Linked DNA regions of Homo sapiens: region 1 is linked to region 2. The links are chromatin loops, found by intact Hi-C in ENCODE. Cell type or tissue: ovary. All regions are shown on one strand. Links, peaks and the distances in the headings refer to the core of each region. The heading gives the core; the rest is flanking DNA. Region 1 overlaps VSTM4 (V-set and transmembrane domain containing 4). Region 2 overlaps VSTM4 (V-set and transmembrane domain containing 4).

The links. A loop is a pair of places that touch in the nucleus more often than their neighbours do. Peaks named below come from ENCODE experiments on the same cell type or tissue, not always from the same donor. Only the 100,000 strongest peaks of a DNase experiment are listed, where the experiment ranks them.
Region 1: it touches region 2 in a loop (2.7-fold over the local background); 2 of 110 quality-filtered maps call a loop at or near these places.

The regions. Positions count from the first base shown.
Region 1 is chr10:49,004,671-49,020,196 of GRCh38, forward strand. It overlaps VSTM4 (V-set and transmembrane domain containing 4), which reads right to left. Exons shown (of 8, transcript NM_001031746.5): 8 at 9,566-15,105. The coding sequence ends at 14,980. Among named protein-coding and RNA genes, the nearest start is that of MIR4294, 27 kb to the left of the region's middle. RefSeq lists a silencer at 7,250-7,505. In ovary, for the core only: no CTCF peak of the experiment used is centred there; no DNase peak of the experiment used is centred there; H3K27ac peaks cover 2,359 bases.
Region 2 is chr10:49,072,805-49,088,330 of GRCh38, forward strand. It overlaps VSTM4 (V-set and transmembrane domain containing 4), which reads right to left. Exons shown (of 8, transcript NM_001031746.5): 3 at 13,151-13,219; 4 at 4,415-4,522. Among named protein-coding and RNA genes, the nearest start is that of VSTM4, 35 kb to the right of the region's middle. In ovary, for the core only: no CTCF peak of the experiment used is centred there; DNase peaks (open chromatin) are centred at 7,479, 8,939 and 10,636; H3K27ac peaks cover 3,689 bases.

The DNA of each region.
Region 1 (15,526 bases), core at 3,170-11,169, 69 kb before region 2:
GATTAAGAAAATGTGGCACATATACACCATGGAATACTATGCAGCCATAAAAAATGATGTTTTTCTGTATGTTCTTTGATTGCTCCTTTGTGTGACAACAATTTTATTATACAACCTCAAATAGAAAGATAATTCAGTCTTTAAAAAAAAAGAAAAAAAAATCCCTTTGAGAACAACATGAATTTTGCTAAAATTGAAGTAAGAACAAACATCAAATTTATTGTGAGGTTTGGGTAAAAGAATGGTGATATTATCAATGCTTTAACAAAAGTTTATGAGGACAGTGTCCCAAGGAAATCAGCAGTTAACAAATGAATAACTCGTGTTGAGAAGGGATGAAACGATGTTGAGGATGAAGCCTGCAGCAGGAGACCATCCACGTCAGTTTGTGAGGAAAAAAATTCATCTCGTTTGGGCCCTCGTTGAAGAGGACCAATGATTAACAGCAGAAACAAGAGCCAACATCATAGACATCTCCACTGGCTCAGCTAATACAACTCTGAGAAAAATTAAAATTGAGCACACTCCACTCCATGGTGTCAAAACCATTGTGATCAGCAGACAAGAACAGAGTTTTCAATGAACATTTTAAACAAGTGCGATCAAGATCCTGAAGCATTTCTTTGAAGAATCGTAACAGGATATGAAACATGACCTTACCAGTATGATCCTGAAGACAAAGCATGATCAAAACAACACCTACCAAGAGGTGGAAGTGGACCAGTCACAGCAACAGTGGACGGGTCAAGAGGAAAGGTCATGGCAACTGTTCTGCGGGTTGCTCAAGGCATTTTGCTTGTTGACTTTCTAGAGGGCCAAAGAACAATAACATCTGCTGATTATGAGAGTGTTGAGAAAGTTAGACAAAACTTTGGCAGAAAAACACCCGGGAAAGCTTCCCAGAGAGTCCTTTGCCACCATGGCAGGGCTCCTGCTCATTCCTCTCATCAAACAAGAGCAATTTTCTGACAGCTTTGATGGAAATCATTAGGCATCCACCTTACAGCCACGATTGGGCTCCTTCTGACTTCTTTTTCTTTCCTAATCTTAAAACATATGTAAAGAGCATCCATTTTTCTTCATTTAATAAGGTAAAAGACTGCACTGACATGGTTAAGCTCTTGGGATCTTCAGTTCTTTAGGCTGATTAAATGGCTGGTATCACCATTTACAAAAGTGTCTTGATGTTGATGGAGTTTATGTTGAAAAATAAAGTGTGTATATATATATATATATATATATATATATATATATATATATATAAAAATTCAATTTTCTCATAAACTTTTTGAAGTCCCCTTGCATTTATAGGGCACTGGGTCTATGAGAGGCCATGTGCTGTTTATGATGAAATGACTCTTAGGAAACATGCACCCTTTGAAAGCAGGGACTCAAACAGGTCCTTACACACCCATGTTCATAACCTCACTATTCACAACAGCCAAAAGCAGAAACAACCCAAATGTCCATCCACAAATAAATGGATGCGCAAAATGTGGTTGTACATCCAATGGAATATTATTCAGCCTTATACAGGAAGGAAATTCTGATGCATGCTACAACATGGATGAACCTGGAGGACATTATTCTAACTGAAATAATAAGCCAGGCACAAAAAGATAAACCCCATATTGATTTCGCTACAATGAGGCACTTAGAATAGGCAAATGTATAGAAATAAAACCATTCTATTGTAAAGATACATACACGTGTATGTTCATTGCAGCACTATTCACAATAGCAAAGACATGGAATCAACCCAAATGCCCATCAATGATAAACTAGATAAAGAAAATGTGGCACATATACGCCATGGAATACTATGCAGCCATAAAAAGGAATGAGACCATGTCTTTTGCAGGGATATGGATGAAGCTGGAAGCCATTATCCTCAGCAAACTAACACAGGAACAGAAAACCAAACACCACATGTTCTCACTCATAAGTGGGAGTTGAACAATGAGAACACATGGACACAGGGAAGAGAACACACAACGAGGCCTGTCAGTGGGGCACGGGAGGGAGAGCATCAGGATAAATAGCTAATGCATGCGGGGCCTAATACCTAGGTGATGGGTTGACAGGTGCAGCAAAGCACCATGGCACATGTTTACCTGTATAACGAACCTGCACATCCTGCACATGTATCCCAGAACTTAAAATAAAATATTTTTTTAAAAAAAAGAAACAGAAAGCAGAGTGGTGGTTCCTAGAAGCTGGTGAGTAGAGGGGGATGAGGAGTTATTAATGGGGACAGTTTCAGTTTGGGATGATGGAGAAATTCTGGGATGGATGGCAGAGGTGGTTGAACAGCAATGTGATGCATTTAATGCCACTGAACTGTACACTTGAAAACAGTTAAAATGGTAAATGTTATGTAAGTTTTACCACAATCAAACAAACAAAAAATAAAAACAGGGAAACATGTATCCTAGTGGGGGCAACCCGGCAGGGGCACATGCAGTGTACTGGAGCGCTCAGAGGGTGGATGCAAGGTCATCTGTTCTGCATGGGTCTGACTTGGCCTTGTGCATGTTTAAAAGCTCCACTTCTCTCTGTTTCGAGATGTCAGTGTGTGAGCTGCAGAGTCACACAGTTACTCAGAAGAAAACACAGAGCCTGTCTGAACATCACAGATTGCAGGGCAGACAGTGATGTGGTGTCACTGGAGGATGAAAGGCAACTTGATATGGATGAAGAGCATGAGGGGGTAAGCCTGTCTGGGTATAAGGAGGCAGCAGGAGACGCCCCTGCCTTCGTTAAATAGCTAGGAAGTCCTAGAATGGGCTGAAATTAGACCAACTCCTGGTCCTTCCTCGGAGAGAGTACTTAAAATATGTATGTGTTGAATTCAGGGGAAAAATACAATATACCAGGAACACACTTTGCAAACTATAAGCAGCTTACAAACATAAGTGGCTCTCACAACCTTGCTCCAGAGCTGGGATGAAATAAAATTTTGTCTTTTGCTTTTTAAAAATCAGTTCAAGCCTGTACACAGTAGCCTGAAACTATCTAGATACTGAGGCCAGGCTTCTTCTTAGGAAGTTGAGGACATTTCCTCCAGACCCAAGATCTTAGCTGTGGTTTTCTGACTGGGGTGCCTCTATTTATTTATTCTTTTTTTTTTCTTTTCCTGAGACAGGGTGTCACTCTGTTGCCCAGGCTGGAGTGCAGTGGCGTGATCTTGGCCCACTGCAACCTCCACCTCCTGGGTTCAAGCAATTCTCCTGCCTCAACCTCCCGAGTAGCTGGGACTACAGGAGCATGCCACCATGCCCGGCTAATTTTTTTATTTTTAGTAGAGATGGGGTTTCACCATATTGGTCAGGCTGGTCTTGAACTCCTGACCTCAGGTGATCCACCCACCTCGGCCTCCCAAAGTGCTGACATTACAGGCATGAGGCACCACGCCTGGCCTGGGGTGCCTTTAGATGCTGCTGGGGAGAGCTGAACTGAGTGTGTGGGACTAGCCCTGAGCTGGCTCCCTGGTCCACACTGGTCCAGTGTTTCTCTGTACAAATGTGCCAGCTCTTTCTTGTTTTACAGAGAAGGAGCCTCTGCAGGGCCCCAAGGTGTGAACACTCAGAATTCCCATCAAGGCCACCCTGGCCCCACCACAGCAGAGGGTGCTGCCAGCCACCTCAGCCATGTCCCCACCCCCAGACAAGCGTGTTATTTCAGGCTGGTCTTTGATGGAAACTGGCAGAGGGGGCTGCCAACAGGATAAACATAGCAGTGCTTTTTTTTTTTTTTTTTTTCTGAGTTGTGGAAGCTCTGGACAATGTTGTGGTTTGGGGTAGAGAATTTGGATGCCTTTAGTTAGAAACAAAATCTATAGGGAAAAAAAAGGAAATCCCTGCCTTGCGGGTTGTGGTTTTTGTTTTGTTTTTGTTTTTCTTTCTGTTTTTGTTTTTTAATTTTCAAAGCACCTTCCCAGTCCTTCTCCGCAGTTGGTTGTATTTCTAAGTATTGAGAAGCAGTGTGAGGTAGTAGCTCTGTGACAGGTGGCAGGGATAGTGTGGTGACCCAGCTGACAGGGCCTGCCCTCACTGTCCCCAGGAGAGAAGAAAGCCATCCTTTAATGACCTTGTTCCCCAAGGAAGAACAGTCTAAGGAAGGAAGACCCTGCCAGACAAGCCCTGCTAGAAGCTGGGGACTGATCGCCAGTGTCAGGGAAGGTCCCCGGCAATGACGGGAGCTGAAGCTTGTGGAACGGCCTCTGTGCCGGGCACAGTGCTCCATGTGTTCACACAGGTCATATGACATTAATGAGCCGAGGGTTTTATCTCCAGGCCACACCGAGAGCAAGCTGATGAGGGAGACAGCCCTGGGCTCTCTAACTCCCAGCATGACTACTCCCAGCTCCAGGACTGTGGGACAGCTTGGCCCTGGGGCGCAGCCCCCCATGTCCCTGCAGCATCCTCACCCGCCCCTGCCCTCTGCCCTGGAGACGAATTTGTTCCAGATGGGAAGGTGACTGTAAACAGTCCTGTTGGCCCTAGCCACTTTTCAAATGAGGACGCTGCAGGTCAGAGAGCTCAAGTGGCTTCTCAAAGACACAGAGCCATGGAAAAGGAGACTCGAGTTTTGGACCAGAGCTTCTGACCCTAAACCCAATGCTCACCCTACAGTAAGAAAAGCCATAGCTGAAGCAAGAGAAAGCAAATGGCGTGGCGTGTGAGGGGAAACAACTCCAGACACCAAGCCCCTGCTGGGAAATCCAGTCCTGAGTCTGGTGCCAAAGCTAGACAGCACAGCTTGGAATGCTCTGTTAGTTTACAGCCTGCATGTGACACATATTATTGTTTTACTTGCAAATAGAATAACGAGACAGGGAGAGAGGGAGGGGCAGAGAATGAAATAAAAACAGAGAGAGATTTGGAGCAAGGTTGGATTAGGAAGAGAATGTGCAAGAATGCAGAGGAGATGAAAACAAAACAAAACAAAACAAAAAACAGCAGCAACAACAAAAAACCCAGCTGAGCTATGACGGAGCTATGATGGAGGGCAGGTGCACGTGAAGGACAGGTGAAGCCAAGGCTCTCTGCAGGTTTTCAGGAATTGCCCCCAGATGGTGGTGTCAGCCTCAAGTAGCGTGGTTGCTGTCCAGATTGAGATAAGACAGGAGAAGCCTCCAGGGTTGAGGGGTCAAGAAAACAGTGTCTCTGCATACCCATGTCTGTTAACTCAAGAAGTTCCAAACCCTGGGTGAATAACCTCACTGACATCTCTTCCAGCCAGTCACGTTCTGTCAATGGTCAGGTGGAAATAAACAGGTGATTGTACATTAGCAACTGTCTCCATCTTTACTGAGATATCTGGAATCAACCATGGGGACAATAATTTTCATATAGATTCCCAATCTGTCCAAGAAAAACAAATAGAAGCTAGAAGTAACTGGGCCTTCCAGACCCCTTCACTGGGGATGAGAGTGTGAAGAATGCCTGGATTTAGAGAGGACTTAAAGCACAGAACCTTTCTCTGCAATTAATCTTTTTGTTCTTTTGGCTACACCGTAGGCATACCAGAGTATCCTTTTCACTGTAGCATGTATTCTAACTTCTAAATGGCCTCAGTTTCCTCATCCTGGAACAAGACTACCTTGTGAGCTGGTTTGGAGAGACAGTGTGAAGCCACCAGAGCCCTCTTCGCTTGTTCACTACTTGAAATCCCTTCAGCCCATCTCAGTTCCCAGGTAGCTTCTGGGTCCACTGTTTATTACAGTCCCCGAGGTGGGCTGGCCACCAAGGGGCCAAATGCTCCTGCTCTCTGGGACCTGGCACTTCCCCAGAAGAGGCCTGCTTCCCCAGAAGAGTCCCACTCCCTGACCAGGGCTGGCCCTACTGGCTGGTCTTTATGGGCCAGGAAGGTCCCCGCCCTCTGCCTCCTGGCAGATTCTTGCCCCTCCTCCAGGGCTCAACTCAGACAGACACTTCCTCCAGAGAGTCTATCCTAACTCCTTCCTCCTTTTAGTTTCCTGGACACCTCGGGATTACTTCTCATTAGGTTCTTATACCAGAATGTCTTTTGGTTCTGATATAACTCATACTTCCTATGACATAATAGGAAGAGCACAGGATTGGTACTGGGAAACTCTGAGTTTGAATCCAGCTCTGCAACTAACAGTGTGGCCTTTGGCAAGTCTCTTAGGATGACCCTGAGCCTCATTTCTCAGAGCTATCCTGTAGCAATGATGCCACCTGCCTTTCAGGGCTGCCATGCAGTCCCTGGCACCATGTCTGGCAAGCAGAAGATACTCTGGCAACAGTAACCATCATAGGATGTTTTGCCTATTGGTGTGCTTCTATGTGAACACATGAATACCATGTGAATTCAGTGTCTGACATAGTAGGAGCTCAGCAAAGATTTACGGAACTGACGTTGACCTCTGAAATGTCCCTTGAGCGAGCTAAGCTTATCTAGGAGACAGTTCCCACTCCCAGAATGGCTGACTGTGCTTCTTTCAGCGGGAGGTGCCCAGCTGCCACCTTCCAATGAATCCTCCCATCCAGCCCTGCTGGAGAAGGCTGGGCCTCAGCTGTCCTCCAGGGTTGGGCAGGGAGGCCACAGACAAGAGCCAGGGCATGAGGAGCTATGGAAGGGGCAGAGAAAGCCTGAGTCCAGATCCTGATGCCCACCCTGCATCTCTGTTACCTAAACTCTCCTTTAAATCGTGGTCTTTTGTATAAATGGTGGGGAACGAAAGGGGAGTTTAAGTAGACAACCTCTAGTATCTCTTTTAGTGAGGACATCCTATAGAGAGGTCATGTTCCTGGAAACCAAGTCACCATCTTCTGGCACCTGGGAAGGCCTGCACTGCTACCTGGGGGTGGAGATAAAATCTGCCACTGCACAGCGAGGGCCTCCTGAGTCCCACTCCCCGGCCAGGGCCTTTCTTTGATTGTCCTTCCATTAACGTGCCAAAGAACACCCAGAAGGCATCTTCCCAGGTATCCCTGGGGTCAGTCCTTATTATGCTCACCTGCTGCTTGCCTCCTGAGGGCTGAGGCACTTCCCATTGAACTTGCCAGCTCTGTGCTGCCACAGGGGCTGCCATCACAGCCAGCAGCCATGTCAGTGGTGATTGGGGTTGGGAGAGCATGGGACCCCACCTGGGCTTCCTGCTCTTCCGGTTCCAGATGCTGCTGAAGACAGGGCTGGGTGGCTGGCTGCCTGTGGGGATCTCACCAGTCCCAAGGCCTGCTTGCAGCGCACCACGGGCTCTGATCATGGCCAATGCTGCCACTGCCATGGGACACGCTCATGCCCAGCACAGGCCTGCTCTTGCAACCGTGAAGCTCCACACCACGCTGGGCTGGGCTTCCAAGGTGGCAGCTCACAGCCACCGAGGCCTGGGTCAACAGCACAGAGGGGAAACTGCAGAAAGGTAGGCGGGAGCCAGGTATGAAGGGCCTTGCTACTCCTCGAGGTGCTGGGCATCCTGAGGGCAGTCGGGGCAGGATGTTGGGCAGGGGTAACTCGGCCAGTCTGCATGTCGGAGGGTGGGTTAAATGGCAGGGAACAGGTCAGGAGTCAGAGTGGTGGTCCATGAGAGAGGTGATCAGAGCTGATGGGAAGCAGGAGCTATGTGAATGAAGACAATGGGGGAGGTGCCGGCATGCAGGGGAGATGGACAGGAGAGAGGAGGGCTCCAGCTCTGCCATCCTGGGCCAGCTAGCTGAGGTCTTCTGCTTCTTCATCTGCAAATTGGCATAGAGTAGCACTGGCTTAATGAGATAAGACAGAAAACATACTTACCACAGTGCCAGGCACCTGGTATTTTCAATAAGTCAGCAGTGATTCCACTGCTGCTGCCGGTGGCCCATATCTCCAATGCTAGATTTGCAGCTTTAGCCATGGGGTGAGCGGTGGAGCCCTAACCAGGATGGCTGGGTATCAAGAGATGCAGGGTGCTCTGATGCATTCAGTATTGGGTGTATACTTCCAGGAGTCATGAGGGAGCTGCAAGGGGGGAGCTCGTGGGTGGACATGGAGCTCAGGAGAGGGCTCCACGGGGGCTGTGGAGGTGGGGTCCTCGGGATACAGCTGAACAGTGGTTGAAAATAAGACATTCTCTGCAAGAGAACACATGCTCAGCAGCGAACCCCAGAGGGCTTGGGCAGAGCTGAGTTCAGGGGAGGGGGAGCAAAGGCAGCCAGCAGAGGGTGAGAGACAGACAGCAGGGAGCAGGCAGTGTAGACTCCAGGCTGCAGAGAGAAGGAACCAGAGGAGAATAGTGGCTTGGGAGGGGTCTGTGCAGGTTGAGAAACACTTGTCATTTTGGAGATAGAAGGAGAAGTTGAATGTGCAAAAAAGATGAGGGGTTACATGGTAAAGGAGAACCCCAAGGAAACTAGAAATGAATCCTGATGAGGTGGAAGAATGAGGAAGCAGGAACAAGACATTGTAAGAATGAAAGAGCAAAAGAACTAACACAACTAACTCCATTTTCAATTAAGGGAGCCCTTATCCATTCCTGCACGTAGGCTAGGATAATTTTAGGGCACTGAGATAAAATGCAAAAACAGCAATCATGTAGTTTTTGAAACTGACTCTGGGATTAAAGGAGAAGTATGTAAACAACTATGTTTCGTTGAAGGTTTATAGGAGCTTTGTGATCTGACCAAGGACAAAGGAGTTTCCAACTTCCTGGACCCTCGCTGGTGCCCAGATGTTAGCAGTTGTTGGTCATGTCTTTAACATAAAAAGAGCCTAGAATTTGTACTGACTTGAGATGGTCTCTGCAACACTAGTCTGCCATCTCCTCAGGCTGCCAGCTCTTGAATAAGCCTGCTTTTCCTTCCACTAAATCTTGTCTCTCAAGTTTGGCTTCCAAGCAGTGAGCAGGAGAACCTGATTTCAGTTACAACATTTTAAGGAATTCCAAACTGACTATGAAATGGGCTGGGGTGCAGTCACAGGGCACTCAGAACTGGGGTACTGTGAGAACCTGGGAACCCACACATGGGCTGAGGGAGAAAAGAGATGGAGGAGACCCCACAAAGGGGAGGATTGGGAGCCCCAATCCTTAGCTGAGCCAAAGATCAGCCCTGCAAGAGGTCAGGGTTCTTCCAGCCAGCAGGAGTGAGGGTGGGAGCAGAGAGGCTTCCTGGAGCCAGAGCTCAGTGCAAGGGGCAGTTTTAGGGTTAGAATGCCTGGGAGGTCGCCAGGCTGGCAGGTACCTTTCCATCTCCTTAGTTTGCCCAGCTTCCTCATGATGTTCTCTGGGTCCATTGTGGCCAGGACACTGGCTTAGGACCCTCTCTAAAGTCTCCATCTTTTGTGGACCACAGACCCCTTTTAGAAAACTGAAGAGAACATCAGACCCTCACACACACAACACAAACGTCTGCATAAAAATTCCTGGGTGTTGTTGGCTTCCCTGAGATCCATCCACAGACCCAGGAGTCTGAGGTACTAAGTGTACACATAAACAGGAAGTAATCACCCTGGCCGCCCCCAGCATGTAGAAAGCTGTCATAAAGGAAAACAGAAGGCTGATTCCTTCAGCACAGCCCAGAACCCCATACAGACCACCTACTAATGAGCTTTCTCCTCGTTGTTGATGGAGGACGCTTGTAATAAAGTTTAATGTGGAAGAACAAGGTGCATTTAACCAAAGCTGTAAACATCTCTAATTATATTTAAAACTGTAGAGTGCAGTACATTAACATTTAACAATCAGACACTAAATTGGAGTGACGCTAATAGCATTGTGTTTATTAGAAATTGGGCACCAAGTCGTCTTTCACCAGTGACAACAGAAGGAACAGAAAACCTCCATGGCCACCCTTCCCCACCACGCTGCGTGTTCAGGAAGAGTCTTGTCCAAATCCCCACCCCCTGAGAAGATGAGGATTGCTCTGGGGAAAATACACTCAGCAGACCAGACACAGCTCAGCGCCCACGTCTGTTAGCCTTAGGCACTGGGGAATGTTTTTTTTTTCCCAGAGAAAGAAAGCACTTTTAAAAAGCAGTAATCAATTAATTCAGAATGAGCAAAGGCTTAACCTCTATTCTCCCTGCCCTCTGCAGAGTTCACACTGCAGATCCCTTCTTCCTTTGAGACACCCCTAGGAGCAGCTTTCTCCTGGCTCTCCCCTGCTGCTGTGACTGTCACTGTCCTCTGATCTCCACCTGGATCTCCTTGCCTGCTGCATACCTGCCAGCATGGATGCTCCCCACTGCTCAGGCCCAGCCCTTCCCCTCCTCAATGTGCAGGCAGCCTCTCCCTGGGACTCTTGCCCGCTGTCAGGGCTTTGGCTGTGACCTATGCCCTGAGGACACCCCCTTTCCCGCAATGAGCACCAGATCCATGTTTCCAACAGTTTACATCCTTGTCACTCAAAGTGTGGTTCAGGGACCAGAAGCATGGACATCCCTGGGAGCTTGTTAGAAACTCAGAATCCCAGGTCCTATCCCAGACCTCCTGAGCCAGGATCTACATTTTTTTTTTTTTTTTTTTTGAGACGGAATCTCACTCTATTGCCCAGGCTGGAGTGCAGCAGCACGATCTCGGCTCACTGCAAGCTCCGCCTCCCGGGTTCATGCCATTCTCCTGCCTCAGCCTCCCGAGTAGCTGGGACTACAGGCACCCACCACCATGCCTGGCTAATTTTTTGTATTTTTAGTAGAGACAGGGTTTCACCGTGTTAGCCAGGATGGTCTCGATCTCCTGACCTCATGATCCGCCCGCCTCAGCCTCCCAAAGTGCTGGGATTACAGGCGTGAGCCACCGTGCCCACCCAGGATCTACATTTTAACAAGATCTCGATGATTTGTGCATGCATTAAAGGTTGAGAAAGCACTAGTCTACATGCCCATCTATCTGGACACCCCACAGCCACTCCAGCCCAGCATGGCCATGCTGAATGCAGACCCCTCCCCTAGACCACGAATTTCTGTTTGGTTTTCCTTCCTGATGAACAGTTTCTATCCTATGTATGGAGATGGGAGTGTGGTCTGGAGTGGGGTCAATGTCCCCGCCATGTGGCTGCCTCACTTTTTAATGGGCTCCAAATGACACAGAGCTGGGTCACCTGGGTCTCACTGCAGTTTCCTGGATCAGGGATACTGGAAAGATGTCATGTTCCACATGGACACCAGCCTAAGCTTTAGGCTGACACAAAAAGACTCCCTCCAGCATGCAAGTGGCATGGCTCTTTTTTGTTACCACGCTGTTCCCTTCCACTTATTGGTGCCAGTGCCCCTCAGTCCTCCTCTGGTCCTGTTGGTGTCCCTCTCCAAATCTGAGGCCTCCCTTCCTTAGGGAGAGCATCAGTCCTGGAGCCCTCCATCGGGAGCTCTCCATTAAGAAGGGCATCTTCAGAACCCAGGGTGGGGCCCACTCGGGCAGCAGGACACACGGTGCAGCAGGAGCTCAGGGGCTGCAATGCAGCCACTGGGTGTGACCTAATTGGGCACCCTGGGTACTGATATCAGTATTTTGTTTGTTTGTTTGTTTGTTTGTTTTGCTTCCTGTTCTGGGAAGCAACTTTGATGCATACTGTATTCATATTCTTTATGCAACCTGACTGGCTTGACCAAAACCAGGATTTAAACAGCAGAGTAATTAGAGAGTTTATGGAAGAGAAGAGTCTGGGGATGTTAGGGACTTGGGTAGAGTCCTGCCCTTCCAGGACATTCTCCTCCCTGCTGCTTGCTCAGTGTCTGTTGCCTTCCAAGGCTTCTCCACTAGGCAGGAGATGTGGCAACAGATAGATATGTGCCATTCCAGCTTCACTGCCCAAGGCAAAGATGATTTCTTTCTCCCCAGGATTTTGATATTCCAGGGGGCCATGTGCATGCTTAGGACCATTTCTGGCATGAGCTCCATTCTTGGCTCAGCCTAGGTTACAGTCATGCATATCAGAGGCTGTGATGAGCAGGGCCATGAATAATTCCCAAAGCGAGGGGGTCTTTGGGCTCATTGCTGTGTGGGCCAGCCCACATTATCATACACTAAAAATATATTTTCTAAATGCCCCATGTTGTCTTCACTCTCACAAGAGTCAAGAGGTGGGAGGCCTGGCTTTTCCTTATTTTCCCTGTGAGCTAACAGAGTGGCGGTACATTCGTAAAAAGGTGACTCTAAGGAATCCCAGGCCTCTCCTCCACTACAGCTGCTTCAGGGCAGGCCTCGGGGCTTTGGCTTGGCAAGACAGTTTCACCCAGGTGGATGCCCCTTCATACCTCCCGGCTTCCTGTGCTGACTCCATGCCAACCATGCCAAGGCCAAAACTCACCACCAAATCTGAGAGCATCTGCTGTCTGCCTGAAAGAAGCCACTGCACTCTAACCAATGGGTTCATACTTCTTTTAGCTTCATTTAAACATTTAAGCAATGGTCTATTTTGAAAATTACTCATATGTAGTTTCTGCCATTGATGCCTTATAGTGAAAACAAATTGACAAACTTTCCCTAATTTCTATTTCAATGATATGTGATATGTTTCCCCTTATCTTTGGAAATGACAATGCATGATTAGTGGTCCATGGACAAAGAATGAATGAGTGGGCACATTTTTTTAAGCTTACTATGGCAATAATGTCAATATATCCTCTCAAACAAGCACCTGATACAAGTCATCCATTGCTTCCAGTTCTGAGCACAGCTTGGGCATTTGCTTCTGGAGATAACAGTGGGACCAGCTCTGCCTGGATGCTGTCCATAGCTTCCAAGATTCCCCTGGGCAGCATTTTCAGTAGGAGGAGATAATCTGCAGGTTCCCATTCACACACCTTAGTGTGGATTCATGCAGTGATGACCACAGTTTGGGAGAAAGAGGCTGGATTCAATCTATAATATAACAATGACTGGTTTGACTCTAACTGGGAGCTACTAGCTCTTAAGAGCATGTGTTCTTGGTAGAATGTGTTCCTGTCCATGCATAATAACCCTAAGCTCTCTTTGGATTTAAGTGGGTGGGTTTGGGGGTGAATGAAGTTCATTTCCGTTCTGTAGAGGCCTAAGGGGCCTGGGAAGATATTACCCCCTGGCCTGTTGCCCTCTTCCCGCCATTTCCTTTTCATGTGCCCCCTCTCCTTCCCATTTGGCACCCCCAGAGCCCCACAAACCCATAAGGCTCTTTGGGCAAATTAGGAGATCATCCTCTGCCCTCAAAACACTATACATCTGTCAGAACACTGCCATGATAAAATTAAAAATCCCTGTGATAATTATTATATAAATGGTGTGCTAACCATATATCCTCCCCTCCCAAAGAGATGCTCAAAGAAGTTCTAGTGAGTTCTTCCAAATGGTTCTTTCTTCCTCAAAAGCTGCATGGTTTATTCAGTGCCTTCGAGATCTGGCAGAGAGGGAGGAATGAGACACAGGTGTTATCCAGAGAGGGTGAACTTCCACTTTGTAAAGGCAGACCAGTTTGCTCCCAGAAAATCAATATCTGCTTCCAATTTGGACCCTTTCCAATAAACCATAAACTCTCATGAGTCTTTGGGAACATTACTGTAGGGCTAAGTTGGTGGACAAATATTTGGTTTTTAAAGTTATTGCAATGAAAGCCTTAAATAGTGAAGAAATTTTCATTTTGAAAATGCAGACTGGCTTTAGCATGAATGTCAACACAGAGCATTTGTGTAGCAATTTACAGTTTCTAGAACTGGCAAGATTCATTATCCCATTTTACCCTCAAGAATTCTATGGGAAGTTAAGTCGTCTTTACACAAACATGGAGTCTGAGGTCATTAGGGGATAAGAAATTTAGCCAAGTTCACACAGCTATATAGAGGGCACAACTCATACCCCAGCTGTGTTTAAAATAGATAATTTATCATATATACATGGTCCACTACATAGTCAAACAATTTCTATAGTGGGCAGTAAATAGCCACCCAGACTATACTCACATCAAGAAATGTCCTCAATAACACAGTTGACAGGATGGTGCTTTCAGAATGGATCCCCTGCCAGTAAGTCCAAGATTCCTGTGTCCCAAAGGTCCACAGAGCAACTTCCCCATGCACCCTGACCCCCATTCAAACCCATTAGAATTCACACACAAGGTTGCAATGGGCAAGGCACTTGGCAAGAGGAGGGTCTTCAGAACACACTTTCCAGCTTGGCGTGTACTTCCCACTCTCCTACCCTGAGGGCACCTGGCAGCAGACACCTTCAGGGGCTGAATCAGAGGTGACTGAGCTTGGCACACAGTGAAGAGGCCCATGCGCTCCAGTGTGTCTTCTGATGGCCAACACCTGTGCTCCTTTGGAAAAGGGTGAGTAAGCACTTCTTAGAGAGTGTGTTTCTCTATCAGTACAGGTCCACCTTGTGAAAGGGCTGGAAGCCCTCTAGAATGGTGTTCTTCTTGTCCTGCGGCCTCAGGGTCTCATAGGTGGGCACCATGGCATTCAGAGACAGACCTTATACTTCTCTAGTCAGTCTGCCCCTCTGGCCTTAATCTTCAGGGTTAGTGCATCTATTTAAAACAAGAGATGCCATCTCAGGTGGTGCTGGCAATCAGCAGTTGGCTGTGGCCCTGGCAATGCCATCTGATCCTTGGAAAACCAACATATGTGCCATCTTACAGTTGGGTCCATAATGGCATTTCCTCTAGCTATATACTGTGAGCTTGTATCGTGGATACAGGAAGAGTAGAGAGTAAAATTAAGATTTAAAAACGATTTTAAAGAAAACCTGGGGAAAGAGGAGAAAAATGTGAAGGGGTTTGGCTCAGCAGAAAATCTCCTTGGCTGCTCTCAGGATCAGAATCCTTACGCTCAGGGCTCAAACCCAGGCGCATCTTGTCCCGGGAGATCTGTCAAGAGCTGTGGCCCCGATTCTTTTGGGGAGAGCAGGCTTGTACCTCTTCAAAGGCACCCAGAATGCTGCTGAAAAGGGGCTCCCCACCACTCAGAAGGCATGAGTGAAAATACAGACATAAGGGCTTTGTCTCCAAGGCTTCATAAATCACTGGGTGGCAGGTATTAAATAGAACCTTGGAGGTGGACGCTGTACTACAGCTTGTTCTCCTCGAAGAGGATCTGGGCGTAGACAGTGCTGGTGGGGGCGCCTTTGGCAGCCCGGTGGGGTTTGATCAGCTCCAGTTCGGCATAGGTTAAGTTTTCCTCAGCAATCTTTGGCTATAAAAGAAAAAACAAAACAAAACACAATTCTAGCTGACCACAGGAGCTCTACATCACACATTCATTCATCAAGTATGCATGTTCATAGCATTTTGGGATTCAGCGAGGGATAAGTGGACAAGAAATTTAAGAGGCTACATAATATCCAATAACATAATTAATAAGATAGATCTCATTGTCTTCTATAGAGCACTACGTCCTGCAGTGAGATCCTGTGATTTGCTTTCAAGTTGACATGAAACACTCACAAAAAAATGACTAAACACAAGGCTAAAATGAAACTTTAATGCTGAAGAGTAAAAATAATGTAACTAATGGTCTCTGATCAAAAGGGAAATATAAAAGTGGAGATGGAAACAAAAAAATTCTAAAAATTAATAACAACACTAGAACGCCACCACTTAGAAATTTTTGTAAA
Region 2 (15,526 bases), core at 4,289-12,288:
CCAGTCCTGGTCAACTTCAGGTGGCTGAAGACACACAGATGACTCCAGGTGACACTGCCAGAAGAACCACCCAGTTGCACCCAGCCCAGTGCAGAATCTTGAACAAATAAATGTTGTGTTAAGCCACTACTTCCTGGGTGATTTGTTACTCAGCAAGAGATACCTTGAACATTTTGGGATTACCCGTGTGTGTTGACAGGAAAGGCAACTATTCTTAGTTATACCTTCAAAGCCAGGAAGGAAGTCTTGACCACCTTAAAACAAGGCCATATTTATCATATCCTTTCTGTCCTATCATATCATTTTTGTTATTAAATTTCATAGAGAAAAAAAGTTAGGAACAGTCCAGGCCTCATGGATCTACAGATCCATGCAGATCTACCAGCAAATCTACCTGCCAATCTGCTTCTGGAACACCACCTGAGCCTGAGCAACCTTCTTGGGCACCATCTAGGGGAGGGAACACCCTCAAAACCCCTTGCAGTGGTGCCAAGGCTCTGGGAGGACGGCTTCTGCTATGGCCCTGCAGTGGAAGGTACAGGGCTTAGATTCAGAGGAAGTGGGGTATGGGTCCTGAGCAATATCTGGGCAATTTGCCACTGCTCTGCATATCCCCACCTTCTCAGCTAGGACACAGGGGCTTGATGTGACCACTTACACCCCAGACAGAGCATGGCAGAAGCAGAATCACTCACAGACAGTGTTCCATTTGCACCATGACTCCCTTGTTGAGCCTGTCTCAGGGGGTCCCAGAGGCCTTGTTTCCTCCAATTCAATGGACCTGGGAATAATCAGCTCAAAGCCCATGGTTTCCAGGGGGAACAATCCTGCCCTTCCCCCAACCACAGGACAACTTGGAACGCTCAGGGGATGTTCTGATTATAGCACTGATTGGGGACAATCCTTGACCATTGATAGGCCATGGCAGGGAAGCTTGACATCTGTGATATATAGGAAAGTCCACAAATGAAGATTTCTCCTATAGACTTTGAGTAACCCTCTTGACATTCATGCAGAAAAGAGGAAACCCATTCATGAGAGCCTGGAAGCTAAGTCCAATTTATGTGGAAACACAAGGTGTGTATTTTCTCCATGCTAATGCACAATGAATGTTTAAAGGGTGTGCAAATTGGCTGAAGAGTGTTTTCTTTCATTAAAAACCCTACCAACAGTTGGGATGTTAGGAATCCCATCACCATGGGCAGTGCCTCTCCTGGATATTACAGCCCATCTGTGTCTGTCTATGCTGATCCTTGTCCCCTGCATGTTGAGTCTTCGCATATACAAACAGGTGCTTATCTAGCGTTTATTTCAAGCGTCAAATATAAAGGATTATTATCTTCTCTGAAATTCACACTGATTCAAAGAAGAGGTGTAATACTAGAATTTGTCTCAGTGTGCTATAAATTGCTTTCCTCTGATTTTTCCTTTAATTATAAAGCATTAAGTTGATTTGAGGGGGTACACATAGTATAGCTCATCTATGAATTTCATTTTAAAATAGTAGAGATCATTCCAAAATACTTGTTGTAAAAGCAGGATGCTTGATGGGATAGAGGTAAGAAGAACAGCTCTAAGGCCTTGCTACTCCAAGCATGGCCTCACACCAGCAGCAGAGCTGGCTGGAAATGTAGGATTGCAGGCCTGCCCCAGACATCCTGAATCAGAATCTGCATTTGAGCAGGTTCCCACGTGAACGGTCTGCTCCTGAAGTTTTGGGGAGGGCTGCTCTAAGACTCCTGGGCCCAGCTGAAGGAGACTACCTAGGCCCATCATGCACGGTCCTCCATCCTTGGCCCCACAGTGAGTTGAAAGATGCCTGGCTCCTGGAGGTGCATGGGGCAAGACCTGCCCTGCCAATGGGAGTTGCACTCAACCAAAACCAAACTACTAGGAGATGCAGGTACTGGCTAGAGCTGTCTTGGAAGAGCCTCAGCAACAACTGCCATGGAGGGCTAAAGAAAAATTCCCTTGGCAAGGTCAGCCCCCGATAGCCAAGGTTTTCTTGAATAGAAACATGAGAGGCTTGGGAACCCAGCTTGGAAACTGCCTATGTTGCTTCCACACTCCAGCAGTTGAGAGGCTGGGGCTCAACTTCACCCTACCGCTCCCTGGTTTCAGGGCCTTCTCAAGCTCCTCAGCTGTGCTGTCAGGTAAGAGCATTGTCGCTCTCATCCAGGGTCACATAAGCACATGGAGGGGCCATATGAGGTGCCTGGCCCACAGCGGGTGCTCAGACAACGCTCTGGACAGCTGTGGTTTGGGGAGGGTTTTCAGGCACTGTGCACAGGTGCAAATGGGACCATCTGAGGCCCACTCCAGTGGGGATGAGGCAGCTGGGATCCCCATTCTCTGAAGCCTCTCTGTGAGGCCTGGAGGAGGATGCCAGGTGCTTGCACATGTCCCAGTCTGCCCTTCTTGGCCCTTCTTTGTTTCCCTGATCCTGTCTAGGGCCTAGCAGGGCCTGCAGCCAGTGCAGACTCTCGATCATGCCCCTGAGCCCAGGCAAAAGTGCCTTCAGAGCATACCCAGCTTGGAAACTGCCTATGTGGCTTCCACACTCCAACAGTTGGGTGTAAGGCAGGTGGGAAATAAACCCATTTGTCCACCATGTGCTGAGCATCTGTCCTGAGCCACATTCCAAGGAGAATGAATTGAATGTGTGGTCCCTGCCTCTCACACTGTCCTCTTGAAGGAAGGCCCATGCCAAGGCACAAGTGCAATGTGCCACAAGCTCACAAGAGTATTCAGGGGTTGAGAACAGGAAAAAGCTGCATTGCCACTGATGAGGGAGGTGGGTATTGCAGGGGAAGGCCCTGGAGCTGGCTTTGAAGGACAGCATAGAGACACAGGCAGAGGCTGGTGGGAGAGCACAGGCTCCAGAGGAAAGACACCCATGCTACAGCCTCTGCCCCATTGCCGATTGTGGAGCATGCTGGAGTTCTCCACTGCCCTCTGGATCCCCGTCCACCTTTGTCCAGCCTGCTCAGCCCTGGAGGCACCTTCCTGTTCCTGACCCCCTGGCTTCTGGTGGGTGGCACCAAGGGCAATAGCAGCAGGAGATCCAAAGTGGGGAGGGGAGAGGGCCTGAGGAGTGTACCATCCTGGCTCCCTCCCAGCTGCCTCCTGGTTTGTCAGGAGCTGAGTCCCTCTCTGCAGACCCCTGATGGTGACACCTCTCCCAAAGCTGCAGCTAACGCATGGTGCATTCCAGGAACCTCCCCTCTCCTTGTCCCTTAAGGTCTAGGATGGAAACAGCATCCCATGGGTACTTGTCATTGGATGTGTCACCTCCCTCATTGTCCCTTAGGCTTGCCCACACCCCTGCATTAATGCTGCACAGAGTCACTGTTGGAGTGGCCCCTCAAACTGTGACCACTGAATCTAATATTTCCAAGCTCTATGACCTTGAGCTAACAGTGACAATTATTGTGTATAATTAGAGCCATATGTCAACATAAAAGCAGGACATTCGCTGGAGCCTGTGTTACAGGTTTTAGCATCTTTCTTTTGGTAACTTAGTCCTCACTATGAGCCTGAGACTGGTGCACTCCTGCCTCCTCCATGTCGCAGATGAGGAAAGCAGGCACAGAAGGAGGTTGTCAGCCTGTAAGTAAGGGAGCCACTGGAACCGGAGTCGGTCCATTTCCAGAGCTCGGCTCTTACCCTGGTCATCTCTGGGAGCCACAGTGTCCCCAAGCTGTTTTGGAGATTCTGAAGCAGGATGCAGGGAGAGGCTCTCAAAGGAGACCTCCAACAGGAGCTGCTGGGCAAGTGAAATCGGGGCTCGGGGAGAAGCAGAGACTCTCGAGAAATCAGGCAGTGTTCATAGAGATATGAGAGTCATGAGAACTACACTTTCCTGAGAGGAAGGCAGGAAGGGGCTGAAGGCAGAGTGCAGAGAAACAGGGACACCAAAGTGAAAGGAGACGGAAGGGAACTCTCAGACTGGTCAGGGAAAGAACTGGGGAGACTTCCCAAGTGCCACCTGCCTGCCAGTGAACGCTCATAAGAACATTCCACTGAGGGAAGAGGGTGTCAATCTCCTTTCATAAATGAGGAAACCCATGTTCAGAATGGCTCGGGAACTTGCCCAAAACCTCAGCCTCAAACTGCAGAGTCAAAATCCAACCCTAGGCTCATCTGATGCCACAGACTCTTCAGGGAGATTGACAGCAGGAAGGGGCCTCAGAAACCGAGAAAGGGGAAATTCAGTGATGTCAATGATGGCCACAGTGTATTTTAGCAGAGTCCAAGGGAAACACAGCTTGCTCACTTTGCCCACAGTCACAGGTAAATAATCCCTGACTCACAATGCACTTTTCCACCAAGGTGGTACTTTGTCTAGCATCTTCCGCCCGTCTGTGGTCGGGGTGTGCTCCCATCCCAGACATGACCTTATCTGTTTTCTTACCTCTGGATTTCCGCTTGTTAAACACAGACTGCCAGACGATGACCAGCATGAAGAGCAGAATGCTGAGGATCCCCACGCAGCACACGAGGACAGCATACACATAGAGATCTGAAAGGCAAGGACAGACACGTGAGTCAGCCTTCTGGGGGCCGCAGCAGAAGTGCGCTGGCAAGAGAACAATCAGAATTGGAATATTTGAAATCCCAGTGCTACAGTCAACAAGGCAGTGTGGTATTGGTGCAAGGACAGACACAGATCAATGAAACAGAACAGAGAGCCCAGAAATAGACCCACACAGGCATGCTCAGTTGATTTTTGACAAAAGTGCAAAAGTAATTCAACGGCGGAAGGACAGTTTCTTCAATCAATGGTGCTGGGTCAATGGGACTTCCACTGGCAGAAAATAAAACTAAAATAAACCTCACCTTTTATTCAAAAATTAACTCAAAATGAACCACAAACCTAAATGTAAAATGTAAGCTAGAAGACTTCAGAAAAAACCCACAAGAAAAATCTTTGGGATCTAAGAATAGACAGAGTTCTTAGACTTGACACAAGAGGCACCGTCTATATTAGTAAAACTTGACATACTATACTTGACTTTACCAAAATTAAAAACTGATGTTCTGTAAACAAACATATAAAGAGGATAAAAAGTCAAACAGACTGGGAGAAAATATTTGTAAACCACATATCCAACAAAGGACTACTATCCAGACTCTAAAGAACTCTAAAAACTCAACAGCAAAAACCACACAATCCTGTTGGAGAAATGAAAAAAAAAAAAATACAGACATTTCACTAAAGAGAATGTACAGGTGGCAAACAATCCCATGAGAAAATGTTTGACTTCTATCGCTGTTAGAGAAATGCAAAATGCAACTACAGTAAAATATCCCTCATGCCTTTCAGGGTGGCTAAAATAAAAAATAGTGACATCCCCAAATGCTGGCAAGGATACAGATAAACTGGGTCACTCAGACGTGGCTGGTGGGAATGTAAAGAGGCTCAGCCACTCTAGAATAGAGCTTTACAGTTTCTCAAAGGAGACACCTGTAACAACCATTCAGCCCAGAAATTGCATTCCTTGCATTTGTCCCAGAAAAATGACAGCTTAAGTTCACATGGAAAACTGTACATGTATGTTGGGTAGCCAAAAACTGGAAACAGACCGGATATCCTTCAGCAAGTGAATAGTTAAACAAAGTGTGGTACATCCACACCACAGCATCCTCAGAAATAAAAAGAACAAACTATCGACACACACACCAACCTGGATGAATCTCCAGAGAAGTACGCTGAGTGAAAAAAAAAAAAAAATCCCAAAAGGTTACATTCTTGATATGACATTCTTCATCAATGTAACATTCTTGATATGACAAAATTATAGAAATAGAGAACAGATGAGTGGTTGCCAGCAGTTAAGAAGGGGGTGGTGGTGAGAAGAAAATGGGTTTGGCTACAAGGGCCACTTATAATGACAGAAATATTCTGTATCTTGACTGTATGGATGTTAATATCCTGTTTGTGATATTGTTTTATGGTTTTGCAAAATGCTATCATTGGGAGACATTAGGTAAAGGAAACAAACTGGTACAAGGGATCTCTGTGTATGATTTTTTAGAAATTGATTTTTTCTTTCTTGCCCTGTGGCCCAGGCTGGAGCGCAGTGGCATAATCTTGGCTCACTGCAACCTTCTCCTCTCAGGTTCAAGCATTTCTCCAACCTCAGCCTCCTGAGTAGCTGGGGCTACAGGTCCACGCCGCCACACCCAGCTAATTTTTGTATTTTTGGTAGAGACAGGGTTTCACCATGTTGGCCAGGTTGGTCTTGAACTCCTGACTTCAGGTGATCCCCCCACCTCCACCTCCCAAAGTGCTGGGATTACAGGCATGAGCCACTGTGCCTGGCCAGAAATGGATATTAATCTACAATAATCTCAAAATAAAAAGTTGTCTAAGTTGAACAGTTAAACCATGTTCATGTACATACATCTCTTTTAGAGATAAGGTCTCACTCCGTCACCCAGGCTGGAGTGCAGTGATAAAATCACAGCTCACTGCAGCCTTGAACTCCTGGGCTCAGGAGACCTTTCCGCCTCAGCCTCCTGAGTAGCTAAAATTACAGGCATGAGACTCAGTGCCCAGCTACATATACTTACATTTCTTAAACTCTAATAATCAACGTTATCATTAGTCTGATCAATACAATGCCAAGCTGCTCAGAAAGTGAAAAGGGAAGCCAAAAGCATTATTCTAACCATCTTTGAAGAAAAATGCCACAGGCATTTATTTGAACTTAGCAAAAATGTTTCTCTGTTGACTTAACTTTCTACAACCAACAGACATTTACTATCAGCCATGGTCAGTACTTTCCTGAGTCCAAGAAAGATAAAAATGCACACACAAAGGCTTTCTCTTCAAGAAATAGAGGACCACTTAGTAAGTGTAACAATAAGAACGTGTGTCCAATACCAGGAACACTCAGAGACACCCAGCCCAGCCTGGGGAGGCTGAGAGAAGCTTCCAAGAGGGCTAGAGTTCTGCACCGAGTTGTATTTAAAATAACAAAAAATACAAAAATGTATAGAAAAAAAAGCCATCGGCCATCCTGTCACCCTGAGATAACTACTATTAATAAATATTTGGTATACTTTATGATGAATATGCATATATTTTTAAATTGAGATCATATACTTTCACATCTTTTTTCAATTTCTCTCATTTTCTCAATAAATTCTTTTCAAAAATGATTCAGAATCATTTTGAAAAATATGATAAAAGTTTATCATATTAATATATCAGCAATGATTTAACAATCTCTTACTATTGGCTACTCAAAGTGTTTCTACCTGTTCCCCATCATAAATAATTCTGTGGTGAGCATTCATGAACTTAAACCTTAGTACAACTTTCACAATATGTTCTCAAGATTAAGTTCCTAGAAGTGGAATAGCTGAGTCAACAGGAAAAGAACATTTGTAAAGCCCTTGTGGCGTGGAGAAGCAGTTAGTTAAGTGCTTAAGCTGAAAAAGCAAGCCTACTGGGAGTAGCAGGTGGCTGGCTCCCAGGGAGAGCCTGGAGAAGCAGGTCAGGCTTATGGTTAATGAGAAGAAAGGGGGCATGAAATGGAATCAGACATTCAGGTTCCTTTTGACTCTCCCCTCCCTGGCCTAGGCCCCAGGGAAGCCCAGCAGAACCTCTGCCCCTGGAGTCTATGAGATCTTCCTGTGTTCTTAAGGCAGTCAGCATTTTTGCCTAAGCTAGTTTGAATAGATTTCTGCTCTTGGCAATTTAGATGTCTGGACTGAAAATAAAATAAGTAGAAAGTGCCTTAGGGCAAGGTAGCAGGTGAAGGGTGCATCTGCACTAACATTTAAGGAGAGAGGGGCAGGTGTGTGGAAGGGAGTCTCCTACAAAGGATCAGAGCTAGTCATGGATGCAGAGGAGGGCTGGGGCGAGAGTTCTGGAAGCCCAGAAGAAAGCACTGTAAGAAGGATGCCTTAATAGCATCAACTGCTGGAAAACATCCACTCTGTTTTGCTCCTAGGAAGCTACTGGGAAAGTCTTGGAGGAAAGCCCTGTCAGTAGGCTGGTGGGGGCAGAGTCAGGTTAGAGAGGTCCAGAAGCTGATGGAATGTGAGGAGCTTGAGAAAGTTCTCACATAGCTAAAAATCAAAACTGCCTTTCTAGTAAATGCCTGTGTCTCTGATGTGTGGGCTCTGTAGATTAACAGGGTGGAGAACTCTGTGAGGGGTCAGAATTAGGAGAGAGGCTGCAGCATCCATTTAAACAGTGTGAAACTCAGCAACAGGACTCTTGGATTCTGGACAAGACACTTCATGACGAACTCAGGGACAGAGCAAAGTTCACAGACCAGGATTTGTGGCAGGATCCCAGGGCACAGGATGGCCACAACCCAGCAAACCCACGGCCAGTCCTGCCTTTCCACATTGGTCAGCAAACTACTCCAGAACAGGATGGCAGAGCCCTTGCTGGCAGGAGAAGATGGTGAACAACACAGTCAGGCTGCCAGGCCGACAGAACCTCAGGCAGGTGAACACAGCACCTGCCTGGAAGGGACTATGCAAATGTGGTCCCCAGACCAAAAGGCAGAGAAACTTGCCTTTAGTCTTATTCATGGAGTGGAGAGAAAAATTGTCTTACAAAAGCTTCCATGCCCATGGAGCACAGCAGCTGATCCACAAGCTCACCTCTTCATCTGAGCTCTTTCCTTCGCTTCAGAACAGCAGGAACCCAGGAGGGACAAGGTTGCAGGTAAGAACCGCAGTAGGCATCTCTCCCCAAGTGTCCCTAGCAGCATGCTGCAGACATTTGGGGCACACTCTGCCCAGGCAGGAGGTCAGGGGCTTCAAAAGGCCCAAGCTACAGTTTCAGTTCACAGCTTCCTCAACATGGCTCAAAGGGGGCTCCCCACAGGCAGCCAGGGCTACAGAATCAGAAAACATCTGGCGACTCTGGAAGGCTCAGCTGGCCGCCAAACACACAGGCCTCCAGTTATGGACACCAGCCAGCGGGCACCTCCTGCCTGCGTGTGGCTCCCCACACACACAAGACCGGTCATGGCCACTCTCTGTTTTGTTCTTGAAGCTACAGATCTGTAAAAAGTGCTGCCTTGCAGGAGAAGAAAAGCTCAGAAAGACCACCTGAGTTCCCCTTGATTGAGCAGCAACCAGTATGCCTATGTTCCGAATTTTTTTCCCTTCTGTTACAAGCATTCCTTTTGTTGCATAAAGATAACCACCCTGCTGTGTCCACTCAAAACATGAAAACCCCCCTCCCTGGCTGTTCTCTGCAAACAACAGTTAAACTCTGAGCCATTGAAGCCAGGGTCACAAATTCCTACGACTGCAGAGTCACCTTCCTGTCATGTCAGCTAATGCAAAGCCCTGCCGCACTCAGTTCCAGGGCACTGCTCTCAGGCTGGAATGCCCGCCCAGTGGTGCCAGATCTTCCAATTCATCCTTTACCTTTTTATGTAAAAATCTCTCTATAAAATGTTGGCTCAAAAGTTTTAAAACTCAGACTAGGCCAAATAATGCTGGTTGAAAGGTTGAAGCCAGACCTTTCAACAAAGGCTTGAGTTTAACAAAATATCTGCAATTAATCAAATCTGGAGTTCACTTTTAAAATACCACATATGGTCAGGCATGGTGGCTCATGCCTGTAATCCTAACACTGTGGGAGGCCGAGGCAGACCAATCACCTGAGGTCGGGAGTTCGAAACCAGCCTTGTCAACATGGTGAAACAAATTAGTACAAATTTTTGTACTAAAAATACAAAAATTAGCCAGGTGTGGTGGCACATGCCTGTAATCCCAGCTACTTGGGAGGCTGAGGCAGGAGAACTGCTTGAACCCAGGAGGCGGAGGTTGCAATGAGCCAAAATCATGCCATTGCACTCCATCCTGGACAACAAGAGCAAAACTCCATCAAAAACAAAAGGAAAAGAAAAAAAAACACATATAGCTGCACACCCACAATAATTCTAAAAATCATGTTACATTCCCTTTCTCTTAAATCATTTACAGTTTTGTCTTTTGCCATTGAACTTCCAAAGGCATCACTGCCATTTTTAGACTCAACTGCAAGCTGCCATGTAGAAAATGCCCAGGCCTCCCTGAAGCAGATGGCAGGGCTGGCAGGCTGGAGCAGCTGCCCATGCAGAGACAGGCCAAGACTGGGGTGCATAATGTCAGCATGCCAGCTCCCGCCCTCCCAAACAGCCCCACCAAGCCAGGGCCAGGCAGATGGCACCTGTTGCCCAGCAACCCTGATCCCAGCAGGGGTATATTCAGTGCTCCTTTGAAAAAGAGTGACCCCAGTGCCCCTCAGCAGAGTCCAGGAACCCCGCTCTCCCCTGCTTTCTGAATCAAGAAAGTAAGCTTCAGTCTTGTACATTTCCAGGGCAAATGGAAAAGTCAGGAGATAGCAGTTTGAGACATAAGGCTGTGTATTTCTATTTTTTAATCCAGCCTGTAATACCATCTTGCTCAGGGTGAAATACCTGAGTGATAGCCCCAAAGGATTTTAACTCACTCCAGCATCTCACAAAGAGGCCTGACAATCAATGCCTCTTTTGTGCAGTGGGCTCACAGCCAGGATGAACTAAGCCCCAGGAGGATGGATATCCATCCACAACCCCTACTGTAGCTCTCTCGTCCAGGAACAAAAGGGCAAAAGGCCTGGGATCATGCGCCAGGGAGTTTCAACTGTACCTCTAACCTCGCCAAAGCTACGGCTGGGTTAAAAAAGCAAAGCACGGAGACGCTGCTGCTGCCGAAATCATAGGAAAAGATTGGTCTGTAAACAGCTGCTCTGAGGCAGGCACTACACATAGCGAGAATGCCAGTTCTGCTTTTGGATGAGGCCTGATTCTCTCTGTTGAGAAGAGAGCACATACTGGGCTACAGATTTCATGTAGAGAGTTAGGTCGGGAGTAACCCTGACATTCTATAGCTGCACATGAATTATGAGATACTGTTAATTGCACAAAGGGTTTCAGAAATGCTGATTATGCTGTGGGGTATGTTGGGTCTAAATGCCACAATCTTTCCAAATATATGGTCTTGTTTTTGCACCATGGCATTTTCAAAGTATGGTCCTCAGACCACTTGCATAGGAATCACCTGTGGCCCTGAAAGTTCTCTGATCCCTTCCTAATGTTATAACCAGAACCTCAGGGGCTGGAGCCTGAAGTCTCCCTGGAAGATTCTGATGCATCTGATGATACATAAGGCTCCAGCTGTCACATCCCTAGTGATCTACCCTTGCCACAGCCAGGCCCTCTCCATATCCCAACCCATCACAGTGCCTGGTCACAGGGCAGCTCCAGAGACATGGGGCAAACATCAATGGGGTTGCCTCAATTTTACTAAATAGTAATGAGAAAGGTAAACCTTGCCCTTACTACTGCTTCACTCTATGAGAAGTAAAGTCATTTTCATTTCTTTGCCAATGCCAATGAGTAGGCATTCTCTTAATGAGAGGCTGAGTGGGAGAAATGGGGATTATTTTACTAGGAGGCAGTCATCAAATAAAGAAAAAGGCAACTACAAAAATGCAGAGAAACATCAGGAAATACAAAGAATCACTGTTGGATTCTCATGAGTGCAATCTCATAAACAAAATATTTATGACTACAAAACAAAACAATTAATCCTAGAGGCCTATGTGGGTGACACCTTATGGTCTGCAAACGATGTTCACAATAAAAGTTACATTTTCCTAAGACAGAATGTGTTTCAGTCTACTGCTTTATAACTAGGCATTGGAAGGGGTGAGCTTGAAAGCAAGTACTTGCTCCCTAAGGATGGCCCTCCTTCTGCCAGATCATACAATGGGTTAACAAAGGGTGACAGTAAGGCCTCAAGACATGTGCCTCTCCTTAGAGACTTTTGGCTAGATCATTCCTCATCAATAAATGTTGTACCATCACCAGACATAATCTTTACAAAGTTCCTGACCACCTTTGAACATTAATCAGCCTTTCACTGATCCAAAGCTCTGCCAGAGAACTCACAAAGTGCATTCTTTAATTGCTTATGATCATAATCCTCACCCACTTTATGATAATAATTTCTCCGAACTTTCCTTACTCCAAGACAGGGTTTTCCAACCTCAGCACTCTGGATACTTGGAGCCAAAATTCTTTGTCATGGGGACTATCCTGTGTATTGTAGGATTGGCATCATCCTTGGCCCCTGCCACTAGATGCCAGGAGTACCCCCAAAAGCTGTGACAACCAAAGATACATGCAGACATTGGCAACTGTACCCTGGAGTAGCAAAAGTCACCCACTGTTGAGAACCCCTGCCCTAAGGCCCAAACCTGAATGTGCATCAGAATTGCCTGGATGTCTTGTTAAACCCCGGATTTCTTGGGCACCATCCCTAGAATTTCTGATTCTATAAGCTAGGGCAGGGCACAGCCATGTGCATTTGGAACAAGCTCCCAGGTGATGCATATGCTGCCGGTCTGCAATCACACTTTGGGAACCACTGTTCCAAGGCCATGGTTCTCAGCCTGGCTGCATGCTGCAATCATCTGGGGAGCTTTTAACAACTTCCAATTAAATCAGAATCTCTAGAGATGTGGTCCAGGCATTCATGTTCTTAACATTCCATGAGTGATTCTAGCATGGGTTGAAAATTACTTGGTTAAGGATTGCAAACTGTTTCTAGAACCCCAAACTCCTTAAGCAACCTGAAATAAAATGTAGTCACAGTAGAGGTACTTATCATTTTTATATCACTTGAAGATTCGTCCCTAATATCACCTGGGAGTAGGAATTCTGGAGCAAAACAAAACAAACAAAAATTATGTGGACTGGTGCTTTAACTTCCACTCTTTCAAAACTGTGGGCTGATACTGTCAGGGATTTCCATCTCACTTTGAGTAAGTTTAGACCAAGAAAACAACTTAAAAACTAAGAAGTTAGGGTCCTTTCTTTATATTCTGTTTCCTTCCTATTGTCTAAAAGTGAGGCTGCATCTTATCGTGGGGTGGGGGAAAGGGGGAGGGATGGCATTAGGAGATATACCTAATGTAAATGACGAGTTAATGGGTGCAGCACACCAATGTGGCACATGCATATATATGTAACAAACCTGCACGTTGTGCACATGTACCCTAGAACTTAAAGTATAATTTAAAAAAAAAGAAAAAGAAAAAGCAACTATAGAGCAATAAAAAAAAGAAATATACAAGCTTTACCTTCAAAAAATGCCCAAGTCTCTTTTGTTTTCTCAAAGGATGACTCTTCAGAAGCTTTGAGGGAAATGACTGAAAGACAAAAAAGAAACAGCACAGTATGAAAAAATAATGCCACATGGTACACATGGCACTTACATTTACAAAGCAATTTCTACATTTGCAAAACCACATTTAGTTGTCAAAACTCACATGTTAGGGAGGGGTGCAAGGACTTTACCTAACAGTTGGGAAACAAGGGGCACAGGAGAGGTTGAAGTTAAGTCATCCATGTTTAAAAGCCAGTAAATGGCAAGCTCAGGATGCAGTTCAGTAAAAGCCCCACTTGCCCCATAGACTTGAAAAATAAGAAGTTCCCAGTGGCAAACCCAATAATTAATACATGATTTATTTTACCATTTTAGTGGGAATCTTTCTAAAATGTAGTGTACTTGTCCCAGTATTCCTGGATAGAGGAACCTGAAGTCATCAGATGACTCAAGGTTAGTGCTCTGAGCACCATTCTCCATGCAAGACAGACCCACAGAGCCACAGGCATCTAATTGTGAGAACATTTTGTCTTCTTTCAGGTAATGGTAGATCACTGAATTCATTTTGCCTGCTTTCAACAGGCAGGGAAACAGAATTGAGTTACACTGTGTGAAACTTTGAACATCACATTAAAGGAGTCTGGGCCCACGGAAAGTTTCCATGTACAGGGGTAACATCATCATAGGTAAAGATCTAGAAAACAGACTGATGAAAAATGTAAAATATCACGGAATGAGATTATTGTTCAATAGAACCTTCTGAAGTTATTGAAATGTTCTATATCTGCACTGTCCAATACAGCAGCCACTGGACACATGTGGCTACTGAATACTTTAAATGCAGCCAGTCTTACCAAATAACTGAATTTTTACTTTTATTTAAGTTTAATTAATTTACCCAGCTACATGTGCTCAGGGGTTACCACAACGAAGAGCTCTAGACAAGAGAATCTAGGACCAGAATTGAATGGAGATAGAATCAACAAAAGAGACAAGAAATACGGCAAAGATGGCCTAGAACTTAAATTCGATTTACTGCCTCTCCCACAAACTTTTGTATTATTATTGTCATGATCTCAATTCTGAATTTTCCTTCCTTTTGTCTCTCTGGGCCTTGCACTGGATATTTCCTATTGACATATCTTCCAAATCATTAATTTTCTCTTCATCTGTGTTTAACCTTCTGTACAACCCTTCTATTAAGTTCTTAATTGCATTTATTCTTTTTATTCAGTTCTATATTATTTGTTTAATTCTTTTGTAGATATCTCAGTTCTCTAATGAATTTCTCTAGGTTGTCATCTAATTCTGCGACCATATCAATCATATTATTTTAATGTCTATGCCTGATAAACTTTCATATTTGCACTTCCCATAGACTCCTTTCTGTTATCTGTTTTTGCTTTAGATCTTGTCTGTTGGAATGCCTGATAACTTTTTTCTAATTGAATGCCAGACATTGTATATAGAAAATCTTGGTGACTCTAGATAAAATTTTGGTTCCCTGATAGGAAGTTAGAGTAGGGGGATGGTCACTTTAATCCAATCAGGGTTTGAACTGTTGAGAGGCTTTCAGTTTTTATAGAATCCGCTCTATTTCTGGTTTGCCCTTACTCAGGGTTCATTCGGTCCTTCAGGGTTCCCCAGCAAAAATCCTGGGGTATTTACCACAACCTCCCAATTTTTATCTCACTGTTAGAACTGCCAAAAACTAACTCACCTCCTAAACATACTGGTTGTCACTTTCTCCATAGCTTCTCTCAACTAGCACTGCTTAAGTATGAGTGAGTTTCTTAGAGTTAAACGTCTCCAGCAATTGGGCTCACTTTGCTGCTTTTCTCTGTGATCTAACTACCTATCTAGTCCTTCAGATAACAATTAAGATAGTTGGATATATATGCACATATATATAATTATATATGTTATATATGTATATATATACATATGTAATATATATGTATATATACATATGTAATATATATGTGTATATATACATATGTAATATATATGTGTATATACACATGTAATATATGTATATATACATATATATGTAATTATATAATACAAATATATTTATGAAATGTAGATATGTGAATCAGAAAGCAGAAGTGCTGATAGACTTTATTTTCAGTTTTCCTAATTGTTCTCAGGAGGAGGGCTTTGCTCTGCTGAGAGGTTGCCTTGATCACAGAACTCCTTTGCCATTAGAACTTAAATTATTTAAAAAGTAGTGGCTATATCTTCTACCTCTGTATTCCTATCACTGGGCACATTGCCTGGCAGCTGATAGGTGCTTGGTAAAATATATGAATTATATATTTCTTTCTGACTTCCTCCCAAAGGAAGCAAC